Regions from separate parts of the Homo sapiens genome. Here region 1 is linked to region 2. Evidence: read pairs that join two places in POLR2A ChIA-PET (ENCODE). Cell type or tissue: Panc1. All regions are shown on one strand. Links, peaks and the distances in the headings refer to the core of each region. The heading gives the core; the rest is flanking DNA. Region 1 has its middle 300 kb from the start of LINC01091. Region 2 overlaps LINC01091 (long intergenic non-protein coding RNA 1091).

The links. Peaks named below come from ENCODE experiments on the same cell type or tissue, not always from the same donor. Only the 100,000 strongest peaks of a DNase experiment are listed, where the experiment ranks them.
Region 1: POLR2A ChIA-PET joins it to region 2 with 6 read pairs; 2 of 35 experiments call an interaction of 5 or more read pairs at or near these places.

The regions. Positions count from the first base shown.
Region 1 is chr4:123,946,464-123,951,860 of GRCh38, reverse strand. No RefSeq gene overlaps it. Among named protein-coding and RNA genes, the nearest start is that of LINC01091, 300 kb to the right of the region's middle. In Panc1, for the core only: no CTCF peak of the experiment used is centred there; no DNase peak of the experiment used is centred there.
Region 2 is chr4:123,835,731-123,841,127 of GRCh38, reverse strand. All of the region lies in intron 4 of LINC01091 (long intergenic non-protein coding RNA 1091), which reads right to left. Among named protein-coding and RNA genes, the nearest start is that of LINC01091, 190 kb to the right of the region's middle. In Panc1, for the core only: no CTCF peak of the experiment used is centred there; no DNase peak of the experiment used is centred there; H3K27ac peaks cover 3,338 bases.

The DNA.
Region 1 (5,397 bases), core at 338-5,337, 110 kb before region 2:
GTAGAGACATGAGGCTAAATCCTGGAAAATGGAAAGTGGGCAGAAGTGATATTTTGAAAATATTTTCCCATGAGATTTCCACTCTTTCTCTATTCCCATCGGCAGGCTGGATTTTGAGGCTGAGTGATTTTGGACACTGAGTGTTTCATAAAACTGGGTCCCTGTGAGCTGCAGAGAGTAGAGCCCCAGCTGCCACTTCAGCTTGATATGAGTGAGAAATAAATTTACATTATGTTAAGCCACAAGGAATTTGGGGTTTATTTGTTTCAGCATCTAGCATTACATTGTTGTTAATGAAGGGGTATAACTTAGAGAACAGACTTTGCCCAGTAGCAATGATGGCCAAAGCACAGGCATAACTCGACATTCACCACAGCCTTAAAAAACAATAGACATGTAGATATCTCATTAGACAGTACAATGAGAAAATCTCAGACTACTATAAAATGTTACCAAGAAGTCTGGTTTCATTGTCTTCCGAAGCTACAAATTTTGCAACTGTTCATGAATTTAAGCATTTTCCAGACCATTGAGGTTCAGATATGTTTTGAATAAACATTCAATTGCCTGGGTGCTTATTTAAAAACAAAATAAATCTCCATCCTTTTAAAGGCCTTTATATGACGAATAACTATTATCATAGTGGTTATTGGATGAAATAATCTATAACTAGAGGAGTATGAAGTAGTAGCTATACAATTTCTTAGCAGAGGGTGAAGTTTTTTGGGTCTTCCCTAGGCCAATTTCTCATTGTAATTATTTCTAAATCATTACCTTATGGCAGCTTTCACCACAATAGAAACCCAATTCTGTATGACGTTTAAAAGAGATATAGAAGAGTACCTGTCAAAAATAATTATTATGGCCAAGAAAGAGTGAATGTCTGACTTTAGTCAAAGAAAATGTTTATGTAAACGAAAAATGTCTGTAAGAACTTAATAGATTTAGTGCCATTATAAAGAATTATTATACAAGATTGATGTCTGTAAATTCTAGTAAAAACTATGCAGTCCACCTTCCTTAGTAGATCCTGTCTCCAAATAAATGCTTAGTAAAAAGGCAAATCCCTTGAAAGGAAGGATTTTACTATCCTCCTGCTAAATCAGTTTTATGAGCCATTTGCTTAACTTGTCCTGTGTCTTGTCAGGTGTGTCTTATGTTTACCATACTTGTCAGCATTTGTTCTCACCTTTCACTCAGTTGTACCTTTAAATGCATTGACAGATTCCTTCATCAAATTTAATGGGCTCTTTCAGACAAAGGAATAATTAACTAATCAGATCTTATTTGCAATAATCCTAAGAAACCAATTTCCCTGGGGGTTCTCCAGACTGTTAAAAGCGTGCTCCAGGCCTATAAATGAGGGTGGTGCCTACATCAAGGGGTATTTGTCATGCCCATGAAGTGGAGGCTTTCACACAGGGATGAACTTTCATTGAAAATTTTCACTTCAAGTTCTTCCTCTCCTTGTCTTTTCCTTGTTGTTTTTAACTAATACAAATTGCTTGGTGTAAATACTCAAAAATTTAATTTTAATGTAAAGTTAGGAAAAAGGTAGCATTCTTACAATTATTTTGTCAATGTATGCATTGAGAAACATTTCAAACATAAAGCTCTGTGATATTTTATTTCTAGAGCATGAGAAGAGCTCCAATTTTCTGACAATAAAATACAGAATCAGACCTTCACCACTGTGTTGAGTGACCATTTGTTTGAAACTCCTTCACTCTGCTAACAACCTACCAAATGCATTTTAGAGCAATTACACCCTTTCACTGACTCTCCATTCGTAGAATTCACATATAATTGATATCAGCCAATTTCAAGGATGACCAATCAAAGTACTGTATCTCTCTAGTGATAAAAATTGGTTAAGACAGTATTTCCCAATCTTATCCTTAGCATGGTCCACATAAAAATTGATATTAATTAGAATGTCACATGAAGCTGCTGATGGCCAGAGGTGGCTAGTCAGGGGACTCTGGCTACCTCAGGCTCTGCTTGCCCACTCCGAAGGCTGAAGATATTCTATACTCAGCACAGATACAACTCATTTAAGCCACTTCAGTATTACTGCAATACTCCAGTGTGCTTGGTCACAGCAATAAAAGTAGTAGGTTAAGGCAGATATTAACAAGACAAATAAGACTGATTCAAGATGATCAGATTCAATTCCAGTTTGGATTAGAGAGAAAGCTAGAATCCATTTTCTTAAACATTTGCTGGGCTAACAATGTGAGCCTGGCAAAGCCAGGGCTCCTCTGTGGGGCCTGAAGATAGTGACTTTATGTGAATGCATTAGTGCCTCACAGAAAAGGAGGCATACCCCTGAATGTTTCATTTATATGAGCCAATAAATGCCATTTTTTACTTAAGCCACTTTCTGTGATACACAATTGTAGTTGTAACTGATAAATGTCTACATGGATCACATTATTCTGAAATATCTGTTCGGCTGTTTTCTCCCCACCTGCACTATAAATTTACTAAGGATAGGAGCTACATAATTAGCCAAATTTATATGCCCAGCAAAGTACATAGGCCATATGATGAGGTGGTACTCCATGAAGATATATGATTGTAAAACTGAATTTACAAATGTGTATTTTAATTAAGAACTATGAATGTAATAAAATCAAATTTTGGCCTGTTTATCCCATAGATTTCTGAGCAACTTTACAAACAAAGCCTTAAGTATTTGGACATCTTAGAATATAGCACATGAGAGGAAAAGATAAACAGTTAAATGACTTCACTTAAAAATTATATTACTGAATTTATTATTTGGTCATTCAAAGCTGCAAACTTCCTCACCCAAATCAAATGGCCTTAAGGTTAAAGTAAACAAACAACATCAACAAAAATGCTAAAACTCCTGCTTTTCAATTCTGCTCTCTGGTATTTTTTTATTCTATCCTCTCTCCATAAATCACGCAATCTAATTGCTCTTCCTCTTCTTTTTTCTTCCCTCTCCCATAAGAGCAGTCAATTATTAATTCTAAAACTTGAAAATGGTGGGCATATGGTCTGATGACCAAAACCAACCAACACGCAAACAAGCTGGGTGTATTGATTTTCAGATCTTCCTTTTAGCTAATTTCTATTATTGATTAACAGTAAAATTATAGTTAAGTTTGCTCTGGCTACTTTAAAGTTTATTCAAAGGGAAATTTGGATAAATTAGTGTTGACTTTCTTTCACAAATGATATATTAAAGCTCAAGTAAGAATGTGGGAACTGGAGTTACACTGGAAGATTCACAGTGTTTTGAGCAAAACAGGATTTTACTTAAAGTGATTTCACTATACTGGTTGAACAGCAGACTAAAGGTGAAAAGGAGAAAGAGAAATGATAATTTTTTAACACTTCTCTCTACATGGCCCATAAACCAAGCCCCATGACTTTCCCCTTAGAACTATATGAGACACTCCCTGAATTATCTTGGGGTGGTATCCACTGGAAAACTGTTTAAAACCCTTAGGCTTCAGCTTTTTAGTAAAGGGATCTAAGATTGTAGTGGGCACAGAGGGGAGGCAACCCAGTTTAAACAGGACAATCTTTAAAATGCTCAGGATGCAGTTGCACTGGGAAATTTAGAATTGGAGTGAAGGATGTCATGCTACAGTAAAGTGAAAGATGAAGAGAAGATGTTTAAGGAATCATTAGATCCTTAAGGCCCTAGATGCCTTCTCCTGCTTCATGACTTTAGGTGGCTACTTTTTTCTGCATCCTTGAAGAAATCCTAATGTCTGAAGAAGGTAAAAGGGATATTGTCTGGACAAAAGGATTCCAGGCACAGTTAAACAACTGAGTACCTAATGAAAATAGGAAATTACGTGACAGGTATGCCATCATTAGCCCTTCCTGATCACCCTGAAATGAAGTCAAGGTCGTCAATCTCATCCACATGTCAATGCTTGCAATCACTTGTTACTCCCCCATCCTTAATCATTAGCAGAGATCCCAGAATTGTCATCTGAGAAAAGCTTCTTCCATATAAGATAGAGACTAAACAAACCAAAAAGAATAAAAGAAATTTGGAAGAAATAGAAACTATGCAGAGACATTTTTTAAAGGTAGTTATTAAAAAAAAGATATCAACAGAAGATAAGAAAACAAATTGCAGCCCTGAAGCCAGATGGGCATCCTCCAAGAAAAGAAATATGTCGAGAACAAAAAGTAGCTCTTAAAATGTAAAAAAAAAGAAAGAAAAAAATTAAATATTTAAAAATAAGATATTTAAAGGAAACAAAATAAATACAATAAAATAAAACATGTTTTAAAATGTAAAAGTAAATTTAAAAGCATATAAAACATAAAGTTATGGAAATTATCCTAGAATATAGAACAAAAGAACACATAGATTAAGAGAGAAAGGTAAGAAACTTGGAAGTCCATTCTAGGAGGTTCACCATCAGAATAATAGGAATTTCAAAGAGGAAAAAGAAATATAGAAAATGAGGTGATAGGAGGGAGAAAATTATTAATAAAATAATTCAAGATAGTATCACAAGATTGAAGGACATGAGTTTCTAAAACGGAAGGGTATACTTAGTTCCCAACACAATGTCAAGAGTAGATCCACAGCAAAGCACATTAATGTAAAATTTCATAAACATGCAAAGAGGGGATTTTAATAGCTTCTAGAGAAAAATGAAAAAACAAACTAACCAACAAAGAGAAAAGTTGGTTACATGCAAATTGCTGGGAATCAGAATTGCTTTCATTCACTAACATCACCACAAGAAATTAACAAAATGATATAAAAATGCCTTCAAAACACAGAAGGAAACTTATTTCCAACCTAGATTCCTATACTCACACAAAATGCCAGTCAAATAGAAGATTAGAATAAACACATTTTAGATATAAATTATCTTTGAAAAGTTAATCTCTCACCTCTCTCTCTCCAGAAGCACCTGTGGGGTGCTCTAACAAAACAAGGAGCTTGACCACAAAATAGAATAGATGAGAGATAGAAAATATGGGTCTAACACAAGAAGAGAGAGAAAGGAAGGGAATTCCCTTGACTGTGAAGGGAGCAATAAGTCTGGATTGCAAGGCAAGGCCTCTTTCCTTTTCATACGTGCCAACATTCAGGAACAGTGAGAGTAGATGGAGACCTCATTGTTATTGATGCAATTAACATTGGTGATAGCTTATGACTGAGACTACAAAGTAGAAGAATAAAAAAGAATGTTCCTAACATGAATGATTGCAGCGATGTTTGATATCTTTCTGACAACTTGACAAAACACTTTGATCATAGACTGCAACAGAGAATACACAAATCTTCCCATCGAAAGAAATTCCCTTATATAGCGTATGTCATCAAAGGTAAGAGCTTTTCATTTTTATTTGCAATTTATATTTGCAATTTATTCCAAGGATAAACTT
Region 2 (5,397 bases), core at 139-5,138:
AAAAAAGAATATAACTTAGAATAGTCACTATTCCCTCAAGTAAGGTATGATGACCAAGTAACTAACTATGTGAGCTGGCATGCCTACAAAACCAGTATAATACTACACTAATAATTATAATAAAATGATATTTTCCGCCCTACGCTGCAATGAAAAATCATTGTCTTCTTATTTTCACAACAGGTTTTAATTGGATATTTTTGTTAAGAACCAGAGAATCTCTATAATGGTTGTACAGAATGAAGTGATCCCTAGAGTCCTTTCCAGATTAAAAATTCAATTGTCCTATATTTATAGATAAGGTGAATAAGGAATCTACTGTGGAATGATCCACCCTAGAATTCACAGTCCATAAAGTAGAATCAATTACTGAACTATAAACCTTAAGCACCAAAGCTTTGCAAGTTTAAAATGTAAAAAGGGGTTTTAAAGCATTACTTCACTTCATTAAGATAAGCCCAGTAGAAAATGAATAGGAAGATGTTAGAATTGGCAAAGAGAAGGAGTTTTTCCTGTCACATATTTTTTGAGTTCTTGTCCCAATGCTTCCATTTACTAATGATGTTTCCTAGACCAAGTCTCTGAACTTCCTAAAACTTAGAAAAAAACCTCCCCATTTCCTCATCTGTAAGTGGATCTAACAGTATCTCCATGTGAGCAGTGGCAAGGATTATGTGAGGTAACATGTCACAAAGTTTCAGTACACTGTACAGCATGAAGCAAACCTTTGATAAATATTTCAGTGCTCAGACCCATCTCTTTTTCTTCCTCTCCTTTTAATCCAATGAATAAACATATTTTCCACATAATGTTTAAGAAATTGGTATAAAATTCCCCTTAGGGACTGCATGTATTTAGAAATGCTCAGATTTATAACTATTTTGTTTATTGTTCCAGGGAACACAGTCAAGATTAGCCATGATCCCAGATTCATGATTATAGTTTAATAAGGGAAGCAATGCAGACACACATCCCATTTACAAAAATGAGAGCTATAATGATTACAAAAGTGAGGAGTAAATGAAAGGATCCAGAATTGTTAATATGTCGATGGTTTGGAGGTCATTGGATGTTAATTAGAGAAACTGTCCTGAAAGAAGTGGGCCTTATACTATAATATGAGAAGAAAAGGGATCTGATGAAACAGAGGGAAGCTGTTCTCTAGAGCAAACATTTGGGTTGACAGGGAGTTATCAAGGGCAAGTGGAACACAACTCTTAACTTGGGCATACCCCACCCAGACAGGTGGCTAAGACCCTCATACTACCTAGTGATCACCCAGAATAGTCACGTAGTTACTGCCTGAGTCTTCCCTAAGCCAGAAGTTATCCATGCTATGTGGGCTTTTTTATTTTCCTCACATCTCTCCATTCCATGCAAATGTACCTTTCCTGTATTTAAGTACAGCAATATACTCTTCTTCATTTTTGAAGTAGACTAGGCTCATCTAAAATGATAATATTTACTAACATGAATGTCTTTACCAAGTACAAATCTACATTATCCAAAAACGAGCTGTAATAAAAATTTTAATAAGCTTTCCTGGAGCTATCCTAGAATCCAATAATCAGAAAAAAATCAATTTGTAAACAAAAATGAAAATTTAAAATTGACAGTTTTCCTTTATAAATATGAACTAGCTTATACTTGAGAGATAAAATAAAGATGGTAAAATAATTGCATATATATTTATTTTAAATATTAATTTAATCTGAAATTCTATTAGCATTTACTTAGATAATGAAATACTTAACTGAAAAAAAATCTTACCTTTAGAGATAGCATTTAATAATTTACTACATGAAAAATTCAAATCACAGATGGTATAAAACAATCAAATGCAAAACAATTTTCCTTGAATTTCCAGACTGCTTCAGAAACACAAATAGAGGTTAATTTCTGTGCTCAAACATCATGCTCGAAACTGTCTACAAGTATTATCATGAAGGAGCATAATCTCAAAGCATTACCTAAAAACAATATGCTTGAAAAACCATCTACAGCTATTTCTTATCCGAGAAAAACAAAGAGCACGTACTACATAAGGCAGCAAAATGCCAGAGGTTAAAATTGAAAAAAGAGTACATGTGCATTTTTCTCTTTGACAATTTTTAAATATTAGAATGTTTATTCTTACTTTTAAAAGATAGATGCAAACCTCACTGAATTTAGTATTTTCATTACAAACATCTAGCAGCTTTCAGTAAACAATTAAATTATAACTCTTATTTACTCTTATATTGATAAGCAATCACACACAGCAAGCAAACTCAAACAAGAGGTAGGAGACACAATGACCCCAGCTAGTAAATATATTTGCTCTCTAATTAACATCTGAAGACTTCTAAGTTGTTATAAATTCATATATGCATTTTACATTCCAGCTTTAGCAAATGTGAGTCAGAGATGTATGAGGATGTGACAAAAGCCTCCTCCTGAGGCCACTGCTAAATCTAAGATCATCATCCTCTTGCCTTTGAAGGCTGGAAATGGGGAGACTCCATCACAAACACTTTTCTTCTGTGAGCTTAATCGATGCCACCTGTCCATCTAATACATTTCAGGAAATGACAGCCCTGCTGGGTGGATGCTAAGCCATTGTGACTTCATATTTCTGGCTGAGAAGTTTTGTTTGGATTTTTTTATAGACCTGTTAACCCTTGATGGATTTTACAGTCCTGCAGCACTGAATATAAACTATGGATTTTTAAATTGGGAGTGGAAAGTGTTGTTGGTGGGCCCACTGTGGATCAAAAGTCTTGCATGTATGTGTTTCCTTTGACCCAGAAACTCTAGGTCTGGAAATATAAAGGAAAGAATGGAGAATAAATATATAATTATGTGGATCTTCATTGCAGAATGATTTACAAAGGGAAATATTGACCTCAAATAACGTGTTTAAAAGTTACATCAAAGTAAAATGTTGTAAAATACAAGATGAATAGACTATTTTGCAGTCCCAATAAAAGTAATATTCTTAACATATTCATTCACATTGAAAATATTCATGCAATAGTTAGATGAAAAAGTGAGGTACAAAATGGTAGGTTAAATGTGATCTCATTTTTATTGCAAAGAATATGTGTGTGTGTGTATATATATACATGTATATGTACAATGCCAATCTCCAGAGAGAACTACTGTTTTATATATACATATACATACATACACTAAACTAATAAAAGTAAAATTAAATTACATTTGACCCATTTAAATTAATATAAATATATATGTCATATCATGAAAAAAACATCAGATTTAGAGGAAAGAAAAATATGTTCATATATGACTTTCTTGCTAAATTTCCGGGTGATCTTTGACAAGTAACAATTATAGTTACCATATTCATAAAATAAAATTAGAGGAGTAGACGATATCTGAAAGACCTTTCAGTTCTAATATTCTATCAGCAACCAGAAAATCCTTAATTTGGCTTAGAGCTTTGACTTCCTTCAACCATGCAAGACCCCACACCAGTTTCAGCAATGGTGTACCAGTTCCCCTGGACAGGGACTATGTCTTGCAAAAATATTTACTCTTTAAATAAGTCTTCATCACATAATAGCAGCTCAATAAATAATTGGAAATAAATCATTCTCCTAGCTATAGTCATATTTTCCTGAGCTTAGAAAAACTGTCCCAAGGTATTTTTTAAGTTTTATTGACTCATTACAAATAGTAATGACTAATCCAGTGTAAGATCTAGTGCTAATGTAAAAGCAAACTATAGCAAGACAGTAAGCCATTCCATGTTCTCTCCACATGAAAGAATGTGGCCTCCAAAAGCCACTGAACACCACAGTTCTTATGTTCTGTTAAAGCTGTACATCTTCCATATTGGCTCTATTTGATTCATGTTTTTGGTTTTGCCCTTTCTTTGTTCTTCAGAGGAACACAGAATTGTTTTGGTAGCTTAATCAGCAGAAGAACATAGAATTGTTTTGGTAGCTTAATCAGCTTCAGAAGAAGCCACAATAAGTGTACTGGTTAAAATGTTCAGTCAGCACATCTGTCAGCATGTTTCAAGTGAAACACGAAAGACTACATGGCTGCAGTCATAGCTTTAGGAGCGAGCAAGCCAAATGGGTAGCTACAGCACCCCAAGGTAGAAAAGCAACAGGCAAACAGGAAACCCCACAGCAGATAACTTCCCAGCTGACCAGGAACAGGGCAAAGTCGAAATGGTAAGGGAAGATTAGAAAATGAAAAGCCATCCCGGCACTAAACTGATGTAAATCACATTCTTTATAATTCCTCTATGATTGTTTTTATTTAATTTGGGGTTGCTGAATGTAAAATATGGCTTACATTAATCAAATTAATAAAAACTTTCAATTTTCTAGTTACCATGTAGTGCTTAATACATTGAAAATGTGAAGCAAAACTTAAAATATTTATTTAACTAAAATTGTATTTACTTTTGAAAATAATTTCCAGGAAAGAGATCAACTACTAAAATAAATGCAGCTATTTTAAGTAGAAAGATACATCCATAAGGAGAAAAAAAGTGTGTGAAGGCATTGTAAACATTGTAAATGTTTTCCAAGACTTTTAGTATAAGAACATGAGTTCAGCTCATGGATGCCTTTGATACATCACACTATTATCATAATGGACTTTAGTTTGAAAACCTTTTGTGGCTTAAGCATAAACAGTTATGTAAGTCAAATCAGAAATGTCCAAAAATAATCTTAGCTATGTGTAGAGCCTCCAAATATTGTATGTGTGTAAGTACCAGATACAATTTCTTTTTCTTTTGGTACGCTATTATTTATAAACTCATGTAAATATTTATAATTGTGGCTATGCAAAAAATACATAACAATGTCTCGAATAAATGCCTCCTTGTGAGAAATAAGCTACGGCACTTACATTACATTATATACATTTGAGTCTGTTATATGGCATACAGAAGAATATAAAATGTCAGGAAGTAAACGAACTTCCTAAGAAATCACCTTTAAAATATATTTGATCTAAGCTGCATGCAATTTGAAGAATACTGCTGATCCATCATTCTAGTTATAATGCTGCCTCTTCCATGAACATCTCAATTCACCATCTGGAAGTAATCTCATCCTCCTCCAAGCTGCCTCAAAATTTTATTTTCATTTCCTCTCTCCATGTTCTCACTATCATGTTATATACCACTAAGATTAATTTGGAAAAATCCATCTTTTGCTAGACTATAAACTCCTTGAGGGAAAATGATGCAACTTGAAAATATTTGTAAATACCATCCACACACATCCATTTCTTACTATCTCTTAGTAAGTGTTGATTGAATGAATTCATACATTTTTCTTCCTGGACAGCTCTAAGCTAGAGGAGTAGTAAACTTTATAGCTTTTGTTTTGATTTTCTCTCAGGATGAAATGCTTTGGAGATCCCAAATCC